Linked DNA regions of Homo sapiens: all the other regions are linked to region 2. Evidence: chromatin loops called from intact Hi-C (ENCODE). Cell type or tissue: mammary epithelial cell. All regions are shown on one strand.

Region 1 (8,000 bases), 1.1 Mb before region 2:
CAACGCACGATGTTTTCCTTTATTTTACATCTGTATCTAATTCAATATGCTCATCTCCTGCCAATTATCACTACAATGCAACTGCCACAAAAATGGAAATTGGCAGTTAGAGAAAAAATAAAAATACTTTCCCCACACACGATATATTATGAAGGATTCTTACTGGAGTACAAAGACACAAGACAGGCATGGTTTACTCTTCATAGTATAAACCTAATGGAAACACATTCAATGTATTTTCAATGACATTAAAAGGCAAGTGGGGCACCCAGAGGATAACAAAACCCAAGTCATTAACGGTAAATGTATTCTTATTTCTTCAACTCTTAACCATAAGGTATTATTTATCCTAGAAAATAAAGAAACAGTCATAACTCAGAGCTCAACAATTAAAATCCATATCAGAAAACATCATCTGTTTTTAGCTTTATTCCAGTGAGGTCAAAACTGAAGCACTAACATTTCCTAACAACCAGACCTAAGAGTCTTTAATTGTCTTATAACAAATTTCTATTCATGTGGTTGAACAGAAAATTCTCACTGCTAACAATTCTAATTTTTCTCAGCCATATTACCTACCTCACAGGGTTGTTGTGAGGATTAAATCTGAAAACATATAGCACAGTGCCCGGAACATAGTAGGCACTGGATAAATAACAGTTCCCTTTTCCCTTCCCCTTCATTTATCAGTTCAATCTGGGCTCCAAGTCCTCTTTTCTATAATCCACAGAACAGGGTTGGGCCTGAAGCTTAAAAGGTTAAAATTAATCAAGTATTCAGAATGAAGATCTTGAGTACAAAATGTGTAAATGTAGTCACAGAGTTATAAAATGTTAGAACTGGCAGAGACCTTAAAGGTCATCCTTTAGTACAACCTCTTGTACTAGATAAGGAAACTTAGGCCCAGAGAGGTTGAGCAAAGTTACACAGAAGAATGTGGCAGAGTTGGAAATATAATTGAGATATTTTTAGTTTCTTACATACATGAAATTATACCGCACTATTTAGTTCCATAAATTACTATTATACTATAATTCAATATAAACATGAAGTAACTGATAAGAAATTACTCTGTTTTGGTGCTAACAACTCTTCAATGCATTTTTATTTATTTCTAGAACTCATATAAGGTAGCTTACTTGTGTCGTAGTAGTTGTTTGGATTTTTCGGATTTCTTTTCCTGATTCTTTGCCATCGTCAGACCTTTCAGTATCTGAAATTATACTTCCTGCATCAATATTTGGTACAATTTTGCTACTAGAAGACTCAGTTTCCAGAGTTGTAGCAGTCATTTCAGCATACTCCAGCCCCTTAGTTGATGACGCTAAGTCTCTTTCAGAAATACTGCTCATTCCATCTGAAGTTGTATGGATTTTGAATTCTTTTTCTTCTATTATACTGGATGTACAAGTTAAGTCTACGCTACCGGTCATGTGAGCAAGCAATCCAAGATCATCACTAACACCAAGATGTACTTGTGTGTCCTGAATATTTGGAATAATGTGATTGCTAGAAAGTTCAGGAAGTAGTTTTTCCTCCTGTTTGGGTATTTTATCAAAGAGAAATGATGTACTACTATTGGGAAGGTCTTCTTTCTCATCTGCTAATGTTATCAATGGACCATTATCCTTTTCTTCATTTTTTTTAATGATACCAACACTTCCATGTACATTGTTCTGGAGTTTCTCAACAGCAGCACTATATACATTATCCAACAGAGATTCAACCTCCACAAGGGCACCATTCTCTCCACCTACTAAAGTCTCCGGTGATAAATCCATATCATCGAGCTTTACTTCTGTTGCTTCCACTTTCTCTGCTTTTATATCTACTAAAAGATCATGTACTTCCACATGTACACCACTTCCTGGTCTATCTGAATTTCCAAGAATATCATCTGACACTTTTGTTGACATGAGTAAGTCTCGAGTATCTGTGCTGACAGGGTAATCGGTCTCACTTTCTGGGCTCTGGCTTTGTGAAAGATCTTCTATCTCTCGAATTTCCATTCCACCTTTTGCTCCTGTTGTCTGTGATGAAAGACCAGAGATGGTGCTCACATTCCCTTTCTTTCCCTTTTTAATGTTTTCCTCCTCTTGTCTTTGATATTCCTCATACATTTTGGCTAGGTATTCCTTATGAGCTTCATAAGTGACCTTAGGAATAAGTAAAGAAAACATTAAGGCATTTTGTACATATCAAAAAGAAAAAACTAAATAATACAAATTAAATTGTGGAAATAGAAAAAATAATGCCAGAAAGTTTAAGACTTCAAAGCTGGCATTTGTTAGTCCTAAAGCAAGTGCTTAGTTTCATTAAGTAACTGGAAATAATCAACAAATACAGCTATATATGATTTATTATAAGGATTGCCAAAATCACACAGATAACTCAGCAATATTAAAAGCTATTTTCTTTTAGGCTAAGTATTTCAATGTTACCCAAACCAAATATGCCAGTTAACTTCCACACATTTATGTAAGCTTAAACAGAGAATAAGCAGCTAATAATATACAATAACCAAAGTACTATTACTATGTTGGTTTTCACCATCTATTGCTCATATGTGCACCCTTCCCAACAACTGATGTTAAAAAATTCACACATATCATTAAATATATAAATTTACAAGCTATTAAAATATCACAGTTTTATCCTTATATAAGCTGTTTTGGCTTTGTTACTTTACTTAGGCTTCTTTATTAATAATCAGAATACTTTTTTTTTGCACAAAGACCTGCAATGTCTTTTTCTTTGCTATTTTCAAATTTGTTAAAGCAATGATAAATCTGAGGTGTCAATACTTCACAAAATGTAAATTTATAATTGAAACAAAAGCTTTTCTAATATTTTTTAAAGTTCACAGACTTTCTCTTACAGACATGGGTTCTATTAATGTATATTTAAATAAGTTAACAGAATTTTAGATTGGGGGGACCATCCTTTAAAGAATATCTCATAATACAAAAATCCCCTTAATTTTACAGAAGAAGAAAGCAAGTCCCAAAAGTGGGGGTTGGTAACATAAGGCCCATGGGACAAAACTGCTTATCACCTCTTTGGGTGAATAAAGGTTTATTCAAACAAAGCCATGATCATTCATTTACATTATGTATTGTCTTTCACACTGAACGGCAGAGTTGAGTAGCTGCATCAGAGGCTATAGAGCCCACACAGCCTATAATATTTACTATCTATCCTTTTAAACATTTTTTTCTAACTCGTGTTCAAGAAGACTTAATGAGTCTCCTAAAATCACAAAACTCAATTATGGCACAGACTAAATTAAAAGCCATACTTCTGACACCCATGCTTCTTCTATAACACTTCATGATGAGAAACCCATAACTCTGAATTTCCAGAATCTAATGTGTATATACTTGTACAGTTTAATTCACTATTTCATTTTACCAAAGATCAAATAATACTTAAAATAGACATACAGATTTTTAAGATTAAAAATAAAGAAAAGATAAAGCAATTAAAATACCACTAAACTTAAACACTGTATTTATGATTCACTTGGAAATAAAAAAATCTGACTTCTTAAAAAAAAGTCTTAAAAAGTATATTTCAGAGACTATTTCATAAAATATTCTTCCAAGAACCAGTTGAAAGAGCAAGTGGCTCAGATTAAAGTTCCCAGATTTGCTATAAAACAGATGTATGTCAGCTTTGGGTATAAAACTCCTGATTTATAAATTTGGGGTTTGAATTAATTCATCTATAAGCCACTTTCAAGTTCTAACAGTCTATGAACAATGAGGGAAAAATACAAAACTGAGATACAGGAATCTGTCAAAATCTAAGATGCCCACAAGATGGCACCAGATGCATGTTTGTAGCCATTTAATCCACTGCAATAACTCTGATGATGTTAAAATGTTAAATCCCGTGTTACCTTGGAATGGGCTATTGAGAGGGTATCCACCCAGACTCTCCAGCCTCCCCATTCATATTTTATTGCATGATACAAAAGAATCCGGAAGATATTGTAGACCATTTCGGTAATCTTCTGTTCCTCAGAATTTTTAGGATTGATATAGCCAAGAGAAAACATCCAATCCTGCCACACTGAACACTGCAATAAGCATCTAGGGAGAAAAAAATTTGATCTCATTAAAAATATCCAAATTAAGTTAGAATTTACTATTTTGAAACTTTGATAAATAAAATAGTGAAAATATGATCTGACCTCAGTAAAGCAAGGTGTACAGTCATGCTGCACGTTATATATTCTATACTTGGAATGACTTTCTCTTATTTCTCTACCAGGAAAAATCCTAATTATCATTCAAAATCATTTTCCTAACTTTCACAGTCAGATTTACTTATTGCTTCTCTACTTTCTCACCACCTTTAGCACTCACAATGTACTTAACACATTATACATTAATCATTGCTTTATGGTTTCCCACTGGAATGTACTGAGACTGTGTACTAAGACTATCTTGTGTAGCACAAAGTCTTACACTGAACACAGTAGGCACTCAATCAATATTTGTTAAATTATAGACTCAGGCAATGACTACCCCAGAGTTCATGGCCTCAGACTTTACCCCATGTTCAAGCTAACTAGCTTAAAAATGCACAACATTCGGCCATAAGAAATATGGGGTGGAAAGCATAGATGAAAATGGGGAAATCCAACACAATTACAACTGAAAGTTCCATTGGTGATAGATAGGTACCACTAAAAGGGATATTACATTCTAAATAAGAGTTTGTTTATATGTATATTCATATATACAATTAAAATATAATATCCACGTAACAAAATAAAAATAATATAAAAATAAATAGAAGAATACCGAATACAGATTATGTCAAAGAAACATAAAATGCCTTTTCTGATGATTAAAAGTATTTAGCAATATGGAAAAGATTTGAAATGAATTGAAAATCTAAAAGAGAGAAAATATTAATTATGGAATAAAGTGTTGTTACAGTATCCAAACTGCTTACCTTCTATTTTCACGGCTGTTACTGAAAAGTTTTATCATATCAGATAAAAATAAACGACGAACTTCCATCAGCTCTGCACTTGGTGTAGAGTTTTTTAACAAAGTTGCCACCACTTTAAGAATCACTGTAAACAAAGAAAAAAAACTTGTAGATTTGTAACCATATCCTATGTTCAACTCAAAAAGTATTACCAACTTTCAAATAAATACTTAACACTATAAAAGGTGAGTTAAAACTGTCATGAACTAGGTAAACACCATAATGATTTAAGGGGTTAGGAAAAGTTTTGATTTAGTCTCATATGTTGCCATGCGCCTACCACAATACAGTAAAGAACTGCCATTTGCTCACTTGGATTCTGAATTTTCACTGTAGAATCTGGCTCTGGATGTGGTTTGTGTACGACCTGAGTACATACTTGTTCTGTCAAGATCTGAAAAATGAAGAATTTGAACTTCATTTAGAAAACAATTTAAATAATAATTGCAAAATATAGATATACAATGAACCTGCAAAAGAAATGTCAATGCAGTCCAAACCAAAAGAAACATCTCTTCTAAAGGGACTTTTTTCTTTCTTTCTTTCAAGACGGAGTTTCACTCTTGTTGCCCAGGTTGGAGTGCAATGGTGCAATCTTGGCTTCAACCTCCACCTCATGGGTTCAAGTGACTCTCTTCCCTCAGTCTCCCAAATAGCTGGGATTACAGGCATGTGCCACCACGCCTGGCTAATTTTTTGTATTTTTAGTAGAGACAGGGTTTCACCATATTGATCAGGCTGGTCTCGAACTCCTGACCTCAGATGATCCACCCGCCTCAGCCTCCCAAAGTGCTGGGGTTACAGGTGTGAGCCACCATGCCCAGCCCTAAAGAGACTTTTTAATGAATTCCACATACTTCTAAACTCTTTAACTCTGTATTCACCAAATTTTATTTATTATTTATACATACAAAACCAGAACCAGTATCTATAGAAGGAAAGATTAGGAAATTAATGAATTTATTGTTTGAAATGCCTTTTCAGTGTTCCTAAAATTATTTATGAACTACTTTTTTTTTTTTTTTTTTTTTTTTTAGAGACAGAATCTCACTATGGTACCCCCAGGCTGGACTGCAGCGGCACAATCATGGCTCATTGCAGCCTCCAACTCCTGGACTCAAGTGATCCTCCTGCCTAAGTCTCCCAAGTAGCTGGGGCTACAGGTTCATGCCAACACACACAGCTAATTATTTTTCTCATTTTTTGGTAAAGATGGGGTCCACTTTATCGCCCAGGCTCATCTTGAACTCCTGGGCTCCTGAGATCCTCCTGCTTCAGCTTCTCAAAGTGCTGGGATTAAATGCATGAGCCACCACATCTGGCCCCTACTTCAGTAAGTGTGACAAGGGAAAGTTCTTCCTAACAATGTGGCTCATTGTCATTTACTAATGAGTTTTTTAAATTATTCCTTTCAAATACAAAAAAACAGTTGACCAAATAAAGGAAAGAGAAAATTCTAAAACATTTACTAACTTTCCCACTAAAATGTGGGAGCAGGATTTTGAACATCATCTTCACTGTTATATTCCTAGTAATCAGCACTAATGCCTGACACACAACAGCATTCAGTAAATATTTGTTAAATTAAAGAATAATTAACCTAATTATATATCAATAATGTATGTACAACTGCTCACTGTATTTTAGGCTTGAGTTTGTGTTTATCTCTTACATAAACCCTATGAGGTTATATTTAATACAGACATCATTTTATATCTGTGATTTAATTTCCTGTTTAGCTTTAACATGGCAAATTCTGAATAAACAGTTAAACCTAAGTCAAGTACAAAAACTGCTGCAAAACCACCAACGTTAGTTGAAAGGACAATTGAACATAGCTATATTGTAGAAGCTGAAGATGGAAAAAGCAAATTGAGAGAGAGGGATGGTCTCTTCTGATTAGAAAAGGACCACGACATCCAGAAGTTTCATTTTCCTTCCCCTTCTGCTCAGACTAAGACAGGACATTTACATAAGTATATTAGGAATGTTCATAAAAAAGATATTGACCTGAAATAAAAACTGACCTACTTTATTAAAGAATATAGCATTTAATTACCCCCGTTCCCCTCATTCTCATACCTCTGATGAAACTAAACACTTACTTGTTAAAACTAAACAGCATTTCACAACTTTCTAAACAAAGGACCCCAAACATGCACTCCTAATCAAACGGAGTTGACACGAGATAAAATTTATTTGAAAACCATATACTAAAGAACAATCACTTATTGCTTGGTATATACGTATAAGTAGTTTTCACAACAACTTGCCCCGAAGACCCTGGTGTGTACCTATAGCCCAGTGGATGAGATCCAAGAAAATTGTGGTTATAAATAAAGGATTCAAAATAACTTCAGACGAGCTTAAAGGAAATCAGGACCTACTCTCCCGTGATAGTTAAAGTGTTTTCAACCAAAAGAGAAGAAATCACATTGCACAGGAAACAAAAGTGTCACCAGTTTTTATATTGTCTTTTTAAGTCCCTACTTTATCATCTAACAATGAAAAGAATAACTGCCTTGCCTATCTAATAAAACTGCTAGGAAGATTAAATAAAGCTCCATATGTGAAAGTGCTTTGAAAACTATAACATATTCAAATATAAAGGTTTTTAAAATGACAAACATATACTCAGAAACTCAATTCAACATGTATTTATTAATAACCAGTTATGTGCCCTCCCTCTGCTAAATGTTTGCAGACTGAAAATACATTGCTAGGTGCAACTTCATTTCTAGTAGCAATTTATTTAATTATTGTTCTGGAGGCAGGCATAAATGCATGCCCCAATAAAGTAACAAAACATGATAGACTATCATTAAGAACCTATGTGGCCAGGCATGGTGGCTCACACCTGTAATCCCAGCACTTTGGGAGGCCGAGGTGGGTGGATCACAAGGTCAGGAGATCGAGACCATCCTGGCTAACACGGTGAAACCCTGTCTCTACTAAAAAATACAAAAAATTACCCGGGTGTGGTGGCAGGCACCTGT
Region 2 (8,000 bases):
AATTTGTGTATATTTTTTTAGAAAATTGTTTTGTGTGTCTTATAGGTATTTATTTGCAACCTCTACATTATCATTTACTGTATTCCTCCTAAAAGTAATCTTTGAAACTTTAAGCCTTCCTTATATTCAACATTTGAAATTGCATGATCATATACACAGGGGTACAAGTGAAATGTTACAATTTAAATTGTGTTTAAAATAATTTAAACTTAAACTATGCTAAATTTTTGTCTTAAAAAATTTTATCAGCTGACCTTAAAAAATTTTCAAAATTAGCATTGTTTAAGGTATTTTCAGGCAAATGTGTCTTTCCCAAATATATCTTTATTATTCAAAATTAAGTATTAATAATAAAGCCCATACCATGTAATATCAAAGTCCCTCTTCTCTAAGTGATAATTGTTTAAGAAAAAATGATAAACTCACCTTATAGTCAGACATATATGGCAACTATTTTACTAGTGCAAAACTAACCTCAGAACCCAAGAGTTCAGAAGGGATTCATATAACTATTAATGATTCCAAATTATGTCTTACCTTCACAGCATAATGAAATTGGCCACAGCATAATAATAAGTTTCTCTTCCTCCTGTCTCCATATTCGTCTCTCCTCACTTGCCTATGCTTGATTTCTACTCATAATTCAATTCTAGAGCAATTTATATCACTTGCTGGGCCTGTTGCAAGCCCCAAATTAATTACAACTTGGTAGTTTGGGGTCATCTCAACATAGCCCTTCTCTAAGGGAGTGGTTCACAAATGAGGGAGAACCTAATTTCATGTGACTAAAAAAAGTAAACTTGCATCAACAAATTCAGTACCCTTTGAGCATATCACTTGCAATTTAATAAAAGTACATTCAGGGGGTCTTCATTAAATGCTGGCATTCTTTGAGTGATTTTACCTAATAATATTAGCTGACATTCCCGGTGGTGCTGTTTTTCTGAATTATGTGTGAGCTCTTCCAATTCCTAATAAAAATGTCCTTCTATGCTGCTCATTTCCACATTCATATTTCCAGCCCTGATTCTCACCCAAGCTCCACTCCAACCTGCTCCTTAGAAATCATTTCAAACCTAGGATGTTCCACCATCACCTCAAACCCAACATGCACAACGATGAATTTATTTTATTGCTTGTCTGAAGAGTTTTCTAAAAGTTTTGGGTCATTCACCACGGGAAAGAGGGAATGAAAGTTACACTTAATATAGGATGTATGGGTCTATATAAATTAATTGACATAGTGGTCAGAAAACCCTGGCCATAAAATAGTTCCACTTCCTTGTATTACTAATTTTGCACACCCGAGCAAGATTTTATAAGTTGTGCTAATAATAAGTACATGTTTTTCTCTGCCTGGGTTTTGTGTATCAAGTGAGAAGTAAACACCTCCTGCTGCTTCTGCTGTAATTCCCTCTGAGTAAGCACTGCTGTGTTGTGTGTGTACATGTGTGTGTTTGTGTATATGTGTGTGTATGTTTGTGTGTGTATGTGTGCATGTATGTGTATGTATATGTACCTGTGTCTGCATAGGTGTGTATTTGTGTGTGTGTGTTTTTGTGTGTTTCCATGTGTACATATGTGTTTATATGTTTGCATGTGTGTATGTGCACATGCGAATTTGTGTGCTTGTGTTTGAATGTGCACATGTGTATTTGTATATGTGTGAATGTGTGTGCAGTGCACACTGTAAGAAGATTAAACCTGGGTCACAAAGTGGAAACCTTACAGTTGGCCTGTCTCCTTTTTGCCGTCAGCTGGAGCTCTGCCCTTGTAACTTTCAAGTCATTTTCAGGGTGGGTCATTCACATGGTGTCCACCACCAGCCCCTTCAGTCCAGAGTGGGGAATGTCTTGATTGAGACCATTTGCCTTGAAATCAAAGGAACATAATAAGGAAAATAGGATGTTGGTTCCAATTTTTGTTTTCTTGTCTACCACATCCAATAAAGAGACACCTTTTGTTTTAGTTTATATAAAAACATCTCTTTAGAGAGCTCAATCTGCTCAAACAATATGGGTTAGAGAAAAGAAGCTGTTTCCCATTTCTACAAACAACTCAGAGACCAGGTACAACATTCTCCTGATAGATCTCCATACACACACACACACACACACACACACATGCTCACACACATTCACATTCACAGACACATATATTCAGTCACACATTCCCACCCACCCACACACTCACATACACATGCTTATTCACACACACACACTAACATCCACACTTACATACACATATACACATTCATGCCCACACACACACACACATACTCACATACACATACCTTCACACATGTGCACTCATATACACACATATTCACACATATCCATGCCCACACACACTCACACATACTCACATACACATACCTTCACACATGTGCACTCATATACACACATATTCACACATATCCATGCCCACACACACTCACACATAGATACACACACTCATTCACACATATACACACATTGATGCACACACACACACACATTCACACCCACACTCACACTTGCACACTGCCCCACACACAATCAAATACACATCTGCACTCACACACCTACTGTCACACACACCCAGAAGCACCCACACAGCCTTTTCCCCTTCTCACCAGTCATATTTGTTCCTCATCTTTCAAGGAACAGGGCCCAATTACTCTCTCTGGTTCTTTTACAGTGTCTGGCCTGTCAGCTCGTCCTCTCCATCCCCACAGCTGTCTCTTCATTTCAGTGCATCTCCTGACACCCGAGTGACTCACAACTTCCTCCTAATGAATCTCCCTGGCCCCAGAATCTTTACTCTAGTCCACCTTGTCCTGGCACCAGATCCATCTTCTTGATCACAACATTTTCTTACTCCAGCAGGTGCCACCTCATTGATGATCAACAAGTCAGGCACATTTAAACATCATTCAATGAGGAAGGAGAGATTGCGAATGATTCTGGGTGGCTTGGCTGCCTATTCATATGGGGATAGGGGAATTGACGTCTCAGCCTGTCTCTTAGACTCAATAGCCTTGTCAGCAATCTCCAGAAACATAACCATCTTGCACAGGCCCTCATGGTATATTTCTATTTTTGTGCATGTCCTACCTTCCTAAAAATATCATAAGCTTTCTGAGGATAGGGACGGTGCTGAAGCTGTAAGTTCATCCTCCACAGTGGCTGTCAGATACCTTCCCGTGCGAGTGACTCCCAGCACGACCTCCATGACCTCTGTGATCTTGGGCAAGTCATATGAGTTCTCTGAGCCCCACTTCTCTTTTATATAAATGAGACAAAGAATACCTGCCTCAAAATGGTCTTGAGAATCATATTAGCCAATGCAGCTAAAAGGCTCACCACAGTACCTGGCACACAGTAGGTATTGAATAAACCATAGCAATGACAATTATTTGCTCAGTGGAATGCAGATCATCAACTAAAATCCTTTGGAGAAATGTCATGCAAGCATTTGCTGCTCTGAAACTCTGCCTAAGATACAAGGAGGCAGGTGTCACAAACAACAAAGTCTCCAAAACCAATTGCCACAGCCAGAGTTTTATCCAGGACTTGGATTTTGAATGGCAATGTTTATAAACAAAGTAGCTGGTTTTCAGGAAACCCCCAAACTCTCCCAGAGATCAGCAGCACCATTCCTTCCCACAAGAGACAACCAAACAGAAAATGAGCTATGTGTGCAATTTTATGTGCCCCTATCTCAGGCATTGAAATAAGCCCATCTCGAAATGCAGCTCAATCTCTCTCAGCTGTCTTCTCTCTGAAAAGCGTCCTGGCATTGAGCCACTCTCCAGCTCCCATGGACAAAAATGAAGCTCTACACCTTCGTGGTAAACCATTCATGTCCCCAGAAAGGAATGGATGGTTTCAGTCTCCCCCTTTCCGCATTTTAAAAGGTCATTTTAAAAGTTATTGCTTCTTTGCTACCACTAGATGGTACTAGCCAGCTGCTTGTCATGTATATATTTTTTTATTTTGTGTTTTGTTTACTGCCTCTGAGCATTAATCCAAGAAGGCTGATTACAACAACATGCTTTGCAGAAATGGTACTTTGAGAGACCTTGGGCAGTCATCAGAAAGTAACTTAGCTGCCATTTGTTAACTATGTTACCACTTCCCCTTGATATTTATTTATATAAAGTTCCTCTTTGCCCCATCCTGGATAAAGGAAATATTTAGTGTCATACAGATTATTCATACCACACTTGTCCACATTTGGGACCTTAGGAAGGCCTGAGAGAGATGTGGAATGCAATGACTGAATTGAAGGCAGCCAGAATAAACATTGGCTTTTCCACTCTCCTCAGGAGTCATGTCTTGCTGCCCTTTACTGAGGGTACCTCAATACCTCTGAGGGTATCTCAGTCCTCTTGCTTCAGACTCCCAGGAGACCCCCAATGCCTTAGGTTTTCCATACAGATACTTGGATCATCTTTCTCTTTTCTAGAATGGAAAGACAGCAGTGGATATTAGAAAAAGTCATGGGACGTGCTGAGAGAGACTGGGGAGTATGGCCCGGCACCAGATCTCTTTCTTCGCCACTCTGGCTTAAGACAATTGAAGGGCAGACTTCTCCTTGACCCCCCAAGCTCTCAAGACATTAGGTGTCACTAAATCCATACTCACAGGAGATGAATGGATTGTCAAGAGTGGGGAAAGAGTACTTGACTTTGCAATCTGTAGTCAGGCTATGAGAATAAGTGAGAAAGCACTGTAGCAGTACTATGCTAAGCCAAGATTAGTCATGAATAGTCATTTGGAGATGGTTATCAATGAAAGATTAAAAGATTCATGCAAAATTTTAGTTAAACTGAAGGGATGTTTAGCTATGATCCAGACCTCATTTTAATTACAATGCAACCTCTGTTTAAATATGGGCAGTTGGAACAATTGCTTAATCTTTCTGAGCCTCAGTCTTCTCATCTGGAAAAAATAATACTTTCTGCGAAATTATTGAAAAGACCAAGAAAAATAATGGCTGTAAAGCTCCTGACATTTAGCAGGAATTTGCCAAATGTCCCTCTCTCCTCCAAGTAGCTACAATGGAAAGTAGCCCCGCCCCACCCCACCCCCCAGCATCTTCACCCATACCTTTTCCTAGAGTAGAGGCTAAATTCCCAGGAACTAGCCCCCAGACACTGAAATTATTGTGAAATGCAGGAAAACCCATAATGCCAAATCTTTGATTTCCCCTGCCAATAGCAATGGCTTCCACACCTTCTATTCATATGCCAGTCACGTTGAAAAGAGGCACCTTCTAATCTTGGAAGAGTTTACCAGCAGTGAGACAGGTATATTTTTTCATCTGTTATCATAAGGAAAATACTTTTATTTCCTTAAACAGAATTTTTCTATTGAAAAGAGAAACAATTTTGCTTCATTGCTTTTTTTTCCAAAAGTAGTTCCTAATGCCCAGTGTGACAAATCAAAGAGACACTGTGAAATGATGGTATAATCTTTTCTGTCTACATTGAAGGAAAGTATAGTGAAATTACCGGGTAATTCCATACAAATAATTGCTACAGAAACACAGCATGACATTAAGCTAACATATAAAAAAAGGATATTTCATCTCTAGGTATAGAGAACAATAGATTTAAAAAGCAATAATTTGAGTTGACTATTACACACTCTCAATATATAGAGATTCAGGAAAAGCTATTAAATAGCAACCTTACTACCATGTACCAAGCAAGTAGCCAGAGTGAGTAGATTCTCATGTTGGAGCAAGAAATTTAAAAATCTTCTGCTTATCATTAAAAATTATAGTCATCTCAATGTTAGTAGCATCTACAGAAACACAAAAGGAAAAAAGAAAGCTAAAGAGGAAGACTATATGGGCAGGAAGTAGAAAGAATAACATCTATTGTACTACAGTGTCTGCTTTGCGCTTTTAAATGACTCAAATCCTTTGGAGTGTTTTATTTAAAAAACATCAAAGTTAGAATAAAAACTTTGGTAGAATTGGTAATAATCTAGTATTGTGTTGGAAATAATTCTAAAGCCATTTTGGGGTTCTGTATCAAAGACAGCCAAAATCAATTAGTAATTTCTGCCATGCATGCCATAGGCACAATTGAATAGTTTAGAATCTCCCCAGTGTACCTCTAGTATCAGATATCTGGGAGAAATTAGAAGATCACCACACATGCCCAGGAAAAGGCACGGGGTCACAGAAGCGCTAGAAAACTTTAAGTGTACACTTCAGGCTTATCCTCAGTACAGAGACAGCCTGTAACAGTGTACACACACACACACACACACACACACATAACCAAGAATGGTGAAGTAGGAGAATGTAATTTCCAGAATTACCAAACTATTAGATTCAAATATCCAGTTTTCGACAAAAAATAACAAGTCACACCAAGAAACAGGAAAGTATGACCCATTCAAAGAAAAAATATATCAACAGAAATTGTCCCTGAAAACAACCTGATAAAAGTTATACTAGCAAAAGAGTTTTAAAAAACCATATTAAAGATATGGAGAAAGTCCAGAAAATAATGTACGAACAAAATGGAAATACCAGTAAAGAGATAGATAGTCTAAAAAGACAAAATATTTCTGGAGCTGAAAAGCACAATAATAAAAATGAAAAATTTACTAGAGGGATTCAAAAGCAGATTTGAGTGGGTGAAAGAAAGAAGTGATAAACTTAATGATAGGACAATGGAAATGATCAAATCTGAGAAGTAGAAAAAAGATTGAATAAAAGTAAACAGAGCTTAAGGAACCCATGGGATAACATCAAGCAATCCAACACACACATTTTGGAAGTCTCAGAAGAAGAGAGAGAAAAAGATAGATAAATTGTTTGAAACAAATGATAGTCAAAACTTAACTCAAGTTTGATGAAAGACACAAATAGAAACATTCACGATATTCAATAAACTCCAAATAGAAGGAACTCAAAGAAATCAACACTGAAACACATTTTAATCAAACTGTTGAAAGCCAAAAGCAAATAATCTTAAAAGTAGCAAGAGAGAAGTGATTCATCACATACAAGGAATTTTCTATAATATTATTAGCATATGATCATCAGAAACTCTGTGGGTCAGAGTGGGCTAATGTATTCAAATAGCAAAGGGAAAAAGAAAACCAGTCAATATTTTGTGAATTATACTTGTCTCACAAGATATGCTAAAGGGAGTCTGGCAGGTTAAAATAAAAGGACACTAGACAGTAATTTGAAGCTATATGAATACATAAATATCCAGTAAAGGTAAATACATAAAAAATTGTAAAAGGTAGTATTATTGTAACAATAGTGTGTAACTCTACTTTTTATTTTCTGTGTAATTTAAGAGGCTAATAACTTTTTAAAAACCGCAATTATTAGCCAAGGCAATATTATTGTAGTTTTGGTTTATAGCTTCACATTTTGTTTCATATATAACTTAAGAGGCTAATGCATTAATAATTATTAGTTTATGTTTTGGGGCACCCAGTATGTAAAGATGTAATTCTGTAGCATTAACAAGTGAAAGGGGTGGGGACAGAGCTGAAGGAGCAGAATCTTTGTATGTTATTGAGGTTAAGCTGGTATATGTTCAAATTACAGTGTTATAAGTTTTGGTTGTTAATTCCCATAATAACCACAAAGAAAATGGCTAAAGAATATATACAAAAGAAAACAAGGAAGAAATTTAAACATTTCACTACAAAAAAAAAACCTCAACTAAACACAAAATAATAGTCTTGCAGGAAATGAGGGACAAAAAATCTATAAAGCATATAAAAAATAAATCAAAAGATGACAGAAGTAAATCCTTCTTTATGAGTATTAACTTTAATTATAAATGCATTAAACTTTCCAATCAAAACATGGAGATGGGCAGAATGGATTTAAGAAGCATGATCCAACTATATGCTGCCTAAAAGAGACTCACTTTAGATTCAAAGATGAAAATAGGTTGAAACTGAAAGGATGAAAAAGAGTATTCCATGCAAACAGTAACCAAAAAGAGCAAGGGTAGATATAGTAATATCGGA
Region 3 (8,000 bases), 350 kb after region 2:
AGCACTGAAATGGCACAGCCTTTAGCATGATTTAAACTGCCTGCTTAGAACCTAGCTGAATAATATTTGACTTTCAGCACTGCTGAAAGGATACTTAAAGCACAGACCTGGCATCTGTGTCATCTTCTGCAAATCAAGGTTGATTAATAACAAAATCACCTCGCCCTGGCATCCTGCCTTTCATCTGAGCAAGACTGAAGCTATTCCTGGAAAAAATCCAGCTTTCTTTTGCTACAGTCCTGAGACATGCCAACTGACACAGCAGGGGCAGGAAGGAAGGTCAAAGTTAGCATTTGAGTTTGGGCTGTGGGGAGGGAGGAGACAAGATGGCAACTGGTCCTTAAGAAACCCAGTGTGAAGGTTCTGTACGGTCAGGGCCCAGGGCTGACATCATGGGTGGGGCCACCATCATGCTTTCTCTGTCCAGCCAAGCTGGCACCCTTTTTATGGGCGAGCCTTCCTTCTGGAAATTGTTGATGTCATTAGTGGGTGTGGTTTCAGGCACTTTTCCCGCCTTTCTCCTGAAAACAAGTAGGTTATTCTTCTACATGAGAGAGTTCAATCTGTGCTCCATGGAAACTTGCCATGGCTCTAAGGACTTTTGAAAATGTGGAGTTTAGACTACGGGAATTTTTGTAGAGGAATTTTTTTCCTTCACAATTTACATTAAGAGGAAAAATATTCTGTCACTACTTTCTCCTAATTTTCACCTCACTGTGTCTTACAGCATTGCTGCCTACCTAAGAACACTGCAAGAATGTGCTAGAAAGTAGTAAAACCCATGCAAAGAAGATGCTTTGTGTTGTACTTGACATATATTGGACTCACTTGTATTGCAGTGCTTTCAACTAAATGTTTTCCTTCATGGCTCTTATCATATTTGTATCCATCTGGCCATTTGTGTAGTTTTTAATATTTTTCTGCCCCACCAATCTGTAAGTCCTGTGCCAGCAGGGCCCGTACCTATCAAGGTCACACTGTACAGTTCTAACAGTGATTGTGGTTTGTGGCATGTGATTATGTATGTGCATTTCATATGGGTATATGAAAACTCTATCCTTCAACCCCCAACCCCTCCACAGGCTCAGAACTTTACAACTTGGTTAAGAGTATGAAAAAATATTTAAATCTGGAAAGTTCAATCTTTCAAAAACATTGAAAACTTTTTTAAAAATTGCCTTTAGATACCGAAATTTAAAAAGTTTAAACCCACCTTTTGACCAAGAAAGAGGAGGTTGGCTTTTCTTGAGCAGACTTACTGATGATCTTGATATAACTAGAAGCGATCTGAGCATTCCAAAGGATGTTATAGATAAATTTACTATGAGGCAATAGAGAATTTAAGGCTGGCTACCATCTCCTTGATTTGCATGGTTTTACTTTCAGAACTCCAGCCAGTTGTTGAGTCAGATATCTGTATTATAGTTATAGTTAAATCACCACTTCATCCAAGAGTGGGTGGCATGTTCCTCCTCAAAATAGAAGAAGCAAACATCAAACTCTATCAAAATGCACAAGTGAACTACTTTACTTAAATATAGTTCGGATGGTTTACAGAATTAGAGATTTCAGGCAATGGAAAATCATACTATAAAACTTAGTAAGACAGAGGATAACATTGTTTCTGTTAGAAGTCTGCTATGTTCTAAAAACTTGCAAATGGCAAACTTACTGCTGTGTCCTCATGGAACCTTTTATATGTATATTCTCATTTACTCCTCAGGTCAACTGTTTAAGATGGGGACTATTAATCATATATTTTCAAGGGAAGAGCCAGGTCTCAGAGAAGTGAAATAACTTAGACTATGGAGCTAGTGTGAAAAGCTCTAATGGAAACACATAATGGCTTAACAGGGGTGATTATATTGACTTTAATTCCTTTCTGTCATTTTGTCTTCTTGTTTATCACATATATAACACTTCAGCGTATAAATAAGAAAAAAAAACCTAGTTCTGAAAATTGCCTCTAAAAGCATAATGTTGAAGATTTGGGAAAATAAAACATAGTAGTTAACGTAAAATAGGCACTTGGAAGCAAGAGGTTGCAATTCTAACTCTAAAACGTTTTTCCTATGTGACACTGTCAGAACCAAGTTAGGACAGGGCTGTGTTATTACATCCATTTTGTGGTTATCCAACTTCGGTGATTTTTTTTTTTTTTTTTGACAGAGTCTCGCTCTGTCACCCAGGCTGGAACGCAGTGGTGCAATCTCAGCTCACTGCAACCTCCACCTCCCAGGTTCAAGTTATGTTACCATCTATTAGGGACTAAATTGTGTCCCCTCTAAAATTCCATGTGTTGAAGCACTAACCCTAGGGTGACCATATATGGACATAAGCTTTTCAAAGTAATTAAGGTTAAATGAAATCATAAGGGTGGGGTCCTAATCTGATAAGACTGGTGCCCTTATAAGAAGAAGAGACACCAGCGTTCTCTCTGTCTCTCCATGCTTACAGAAAAAAGACCATGTAAGGACATAGCAAGATGGTGACCATTTGCAACCAGAAACCAACCCTACTGGCACCTGGATGTTGGATTTCTATCCTCCAGAACCTGTAGAAAATAAACTTCTGTCCTGTTCTTTTCTTTCTTTCTTTCTTTCTTTCTTTCTTTCTTTCTTTCTTTTTTTTTTAGAGACAGGGTCTCACTCTGTCACCAGGCTGAAGTGCAATGGCGCGACCTTGGTTCACTGCAATCTCCACCTCCCGAGTTTAAGCGATTCTCCTGCCTCAGCCTCCCAAGTAGCTGGGATTACAGGTGTAAGCCACCACGCCTGGCTAATTTTTTTGTATTATTAGTAGACACAGGGTTTCACCATGTCGGCCAGGCTGGTCTCGAACTCCTGACCTCAGGTGATCCACCTGCCTTGACCTCCCAAATTACTGGGATTACAGGTGTGAGCCACCTTGCCCGGCCTAAACTTTTGTTCTTTAAGCCTCCCAGTCTGGGGTATTTTGCTGTGGCAGCCCAAGCAGACTAATACACAACCCAATTAATAAACACTAATAGTGTCTAAAATTATTCCACCATTCTAGAAAATTATTATTTTTTCATTATCCACAGTCATTGCTTTGTCCTGTGACAAAAAAGCCATGTAGCTGGAAGCCATCTGGGTGGCAGTACAGAATTAAGAGCCACTAGAAATTAAGTCCATACTCTCCCTGGAACTCAAATTCTACCAAAAAATAAATTTTAAGTGAAAGTCTAATGGAAGGAAGAAGAACATTTGGAGCAAGTGTGAAATCAACATTCTGCTCCAGGTAGGCACCATTTGATGGGGAGTGATCCTGAGTGCAGGGTTGGGGAACGGGGTGGAACTTTCCTTTGTGCACAGAACTGGGACTAGAAAACAGTGATTAGGAAAGCAGTCAAGTGACTGATAAGTACACAAATGGAATAGCCCTTGGGAGTTTTTGAGATTGCGTTTGTTTGAAGAAAAGAAGAGCATTTTCTTCATATTGATATGACATTGTATTTGCCAACTGGTATTTACTAGAAGCCCTCCAAGTTCATGATTCACACCTGAACATTCCACATTCTTTAAAATTGTAGTGCACCCTTCATAACTATATATTTAGTATTTTTATAAATTAGATTACAATTTAATTGGAGAATACAATATCAGAAAAATTATCCAAAACTTAGAAATATTGCCTAATCAAATGTGCTACTTGTCTGGCCTTCCACAAGAAAGCACATGAGGAACTAAGACATAATTTTTCCTTCTTATTTGTAAAGTCTAATTCAAAGTTATTAGCTCAGCACAGTAAATATACGTGCTAAAGACTGGGTGAACAATGGCAAATAAACTTTGAAGACCAAATCCTCTTTTACAACTAAAAGTAACATTACTGAGCTTTCTGCAGGATTTTCTGGGTAAGTTTTTCTGCATGGCCAGCCCCAGCAAGGCCCCGAATGCCTGGTTTGCTACTTTCTAATCCTGTAACTTCTCTTCCCATAATAATGTGTAGCTTGTAAGGCCTTAGCTCAATTTTCCAGATGATTTCAGAGACAAAGAATTGCTGATTTGTTACACTAATCTTGACATTTCAAATTACAACTGGAAATAATCTTCCTTAATTAGTCATGTTCTTTCTGTTGAAAATATCAGACATTTGACATATTTGTTTAGCAAATATGTCGATTTTCTGGTCTTTATGGTCTTTCAGTCCCATGTTGATATTCACATATTAAATTTTTAGCTTGCTCCACAGCAAAGATGCAAATATATATGTGCATATGTATATTATATATGTACACATATAGTATATGAATCTACAACCATGCTTGGGGAATACAAGGTATAATATGAATATTATATATATATTCATATATATCTATATATATTTATATATGTGAATCTACAACTATACTTGGGGAAAACAAAGACTTTATCCAGGCTCACCCAGAATGGTTATGAGAAAGTGAAACATTCTTTTCTTCCCTTAATAGGCAAATACATAGTTTAAAAGCTACCTCCCCAAATATGGGAGAATCTTTAGAGAAAGTGTTAAATCACAATAGCATTAAATGTACATTTACTATCAAGTCTTTTGCAATAAAAGCTGACATTAACTTTTTCTCTACAATATTTACTATAGCACTGTGCTTACCCAGGCTTTTATTAATATATGTTTATTTCTGCATTTCCATTTCTCAGCTACCTTTTATATTTTAAAAATTACAGAATTTATAGAAGAAAATTGTAGGCTGATAACAAACAAAAAGGTTTTTCGAAATGGCTAGCATTTGCTCCCAGCAGGGAAAGTAAAGGAATAGTTGCTGTATCCTGAGCCACCCATCCCGGCCCAAGTCTTTGTCCTGCTGAAGTGGTAAATTCTCCCAGAAACGCAACACAAGGTGGTGCTGTTGTATTTATCCTAAACCAGCTGCCAGCCTGGCCACTTAGGCTGTCGGTTTGATCTGAAAGTGGTAGGTGTGTACCAAAGGCATGGGTTTTGCATATGTAGATGTTTACAGTGTAGTCCTCCTTTCAGATAAGAAAAGATAAATAGAAGAAGGAGGAAGAGAGTAAGTTTCTCCACACATGGAAGCTTCTGGAGAAACTGTCTTAAAAAAAAAGAAAGTGCATGGGTTCCTTTTGTTACTAAATTATAGGAGCATGGAAAGTTAGGGCTAGAAGAGATAAAACATTATCTAGCCCATCTTCCTATCTTCAGAGAGGATTTCATTTATAAATTATCAGCCAGTTAAACTTTTTCTTTTGGTTTTAAAATTTTCCAGGGAGGGAGATGCCACTTGCTCCCCCAGCAAATCAATACTCCCTAGTGTTGGGAAATTGTTGTGGACATATGTGCACTTCCTCTTGTTCTGAATCCAGAGGGTATGGGAAGGATTTGATCAGCAGATGTGCCTAGTGAATGAGAAGCACACAAAAAAAAAATGAATTACAAGTCAGGGCTCTGGATTCCTCTCCCTCACTTGCTTAGCTGGGACAAGGTGGGCCTCAGATTTTGCATCTGGAAAACAAAGAGATTGGACTAACATCAGTGGGTTTCCACAAATGGCTGGATCTCAAAATCACCGGGGAAGCTTTTTAAAAAAATACAGATTCCAGGGCCTTGCCTATAAATTTGCTCAGTCAGAAAATCTAGGGCAGGGCCCAGAAATTGCACTTAAAAAAAAATCCAAAAGAACTGTTTTCCTTGGAAAACATTTTTCTTGTCTGAAGACATGGAAATTAGCTAAAAATGTGTAGGCAGGCAGCCCAGCACAGATCTAATGACTGGTGCATAGGTACCACTAGATTAAATAACTCTTAAATCCCATCTGATTTTATGATTTTCCAGGTATCCTTAAAACAAAAGCCCTTGAAAAATAGAAGTGAATTATCCCAGATCTAAAGAATTTCCTCTTGAATCATATTCCCAAGCCTTTGAGTAATCTGCAGTATGGATTTACAGCAAGATGTTTTCTAAATTTTTCAAGCACATGAAATTGGGAAGTCCAGGAATATTATTATAGTAAAGAAAATCCAATAAAGTCCTTGTGTTCAGTCCAATGCCTACACGCTATTCTATTTTCTGGTTACTGTAACTATGAATTAGTTGACAGTTATGAAAATAGTATTTGGACTCTTTCACTTTCATTTTTATAAAACTGGAAAGTTAAAAAACTAGTCAAGTACTTGGCCCATGTATAAATAGATAAGTCACATACTGGCAAATTGAGCTGTATAAAAGTTACTTACACAGACAAAAATGTCTCTAAAGTCTCTATGTAAAACGTTGGCTTTCTGACTCTGAGACTGTCTAGTATCAATGTGAAATTCAGTAACAATGCAATTCAGATTCTTATACCTCAAATGTCTCATTTGAAAGAATCAGATAATTGAAGTATCATTTGTTTATTCTCGTTTATAGTATCAAGGTAAATAATTCTGCCTTCCATTTCCCCTTGCTAATGTAATGTGACCTCAATGTTACATGTTACTAAGTAAATCAATTAGGAGATTTGGCCTGTGTATGTGACTCTTGCAAATGGGTAATTACACCATCAAATAGAAACTTATACACTCTTTGCAAGCCAGTCTTGAAGTCACTTCCAAATAGTTGGTTCTCATTATTTGTACTTTAAGAGCCATTTACAGGTCTAATTAAATTGTTTCTCAGGAATATAAAGATCAATGTTTCCAACCTCATGAATTGAATATATAAAAGAATGCATGAGGCCCAAATTAGCATTTCGTTTATTAAAATAAGTCAGTGTTGGAGCTGAAATCCATTAAATGACTTTAAGTAATCTGTCTGTTAAAGCTTTCAAACCACCTCTCAAAATCTGGCCCAGCTACCACCATTTATCAGTTACAAATTTCCATATTCCTCTGCTGCTCAATCATGCTGTACTAAATTATCTCTGAGATCATGTCTTGTGATTCTCATACAGTAATAACATCTGCATTTCCTGGATTTTCCATGAGCTGTGTCATCCTTTCAAGATTGTTCAAGAACATGTTTGTTCCTTTTATCAGAAGGACAGCAGCACTGCAGATCTTTTCCTACCAAGAGTCCCAAGCTCCACTGAATAAAAATAGCCTTGTGTCCTTTGGAATGCTCTGAACCACTTGGGGAAAAAGAATGTCTGTCATCGAATCACTATCATTTGTAATGTCCTCTCCAAAAGAAAGCCAAGGGGGAAAAATGCTAGAACTATTTGTGACCTCATGAAATACAAAAGAAAATTTACTTAGAACAATACAGCTTTTCTTTATTGTATAGTCCCCACTTCTTTGAACCACACCAATTTTTGGTACCAAACTTTGTTCCTCTTGTGTACAGGCTCTGAGCATGAGGAAATCAGTTGATGTCTCAGTAGTTGGTGCTTTGATAAGCAGATAACCTGTTTTGAACAAGGTTTATCTGCTTTCACTGCCATTACTACTGCTGTCTCCCAAAGACTCAGGATGCCTTCTCCTTGGAGACAGAAAACTTCATTCCTTATTTACCCACAACCCCTATTCAGTGTTGTTATTGAACTGTAGACTACAATGAAAGATTGCAATTCTTCAGTCGGCTCTGTTTTAGTTTTGTCCTTAGTCAAGGTACTGAACTTCTCTGAACTTGAGATACCTCATCTATAAAATGGAAACTGCATGCAAGTGTTGCTTGCGTGGAATTAAGGATTCCAAAAGATAAAGCAATCTTTGCTATGGACTAAATGTTTTTATCCTCCCCGCCGACAAATTCATATGTGGAAATCCTAAGCCCTAAGGCGATGGTGTTAGGAGATGGGGCCTTTGGGAAGTAATTAGGTCGTGAGAGTGGAGCTCTCCTAGTGGGATTGGCACCCTTATAAAAGGGATCCAGGAGAGCTCCCTCATCCTCATTCCACCATGTAAATACAGAGCAAGAATATACTGGTCTATGAACCAAGAAGTGGCACCTTGATCTTGGACTTCCCAGCCTTCAGAACTGTGAGAAATATATATGTTTGTTGTTTAAGCCACTATACTATTCCATGGTATTTTTGCTATAGCAAT

What was found. Peaks named below come from ENCODE experiments on the same cell type or tissue, not always from the same donor. Only the 100,000 strongest peaks of a DNase experiment are listed, where the experiment ranks them.
Region 1: it touches region 2 in a loop (13-fold over the local background); 35 of 110 quality-filtered maps call a loop at or near these places.
Region 3: a loop joins it to region 2, with 22 times the contacts of the local background. A loop is called at or near these places in 3 of 110 quality-filtered maps.

The regions. Positions count from the first base shown.
Region 1 is chr13:35,153,172-35,161,171 of GRCh38, reverse strand. NBEA (neurobeachin) reads right to left here. Exons shown (of 59, transcript NM_001385012.1): 19 at 5,317-5,398; 20 at 4,966-5,089; 21 at 3,902-4,094; 22 at 1,140-2,156. Among named protein-coding and RNA genes, the nearest start is that of NBEA, 210 kb to the right of the region's middle. In mammary epithelial cell, a CTCF peak has its summit at 3,832 (motif pointing right); no DNase peak of the experiment used is centred here.
Region 2 is chr13:34,073,244-34,081,243 of GRCh38, reverse strand. LOC124903153 (a long non-coding RNA gene) reads right to left here. Exons shown (of 2, transcript XR_007063754.1): 2 at 1-1,871. Among named protein-coding and RNA genes, the nearest start is that of RFC3, 260 kb to the right of the region's middle. In mammary epithelial cell, a CTCF peak has its summit at 3,930 (motif pointing right); a DNase peak (open chromatin) is centred at 4,703; H3K27ac peaks cover 268 bases.
Region 3 is chr13:33,720,889-33,728,888 of GRCh38, reverse strand. No RefSeq gene overlaps it. Among named protein-coding and RNA genes, the nearest start is that of RFC3, 93 kb to the left of the region's middle. RefSeq lists a silencer at 4,775-4,944. In mammary epithelial cell, a CTCF peak has its summit at 4,862 (motif pointing right); a DNase peak (open chromatin) is centred at 4,898.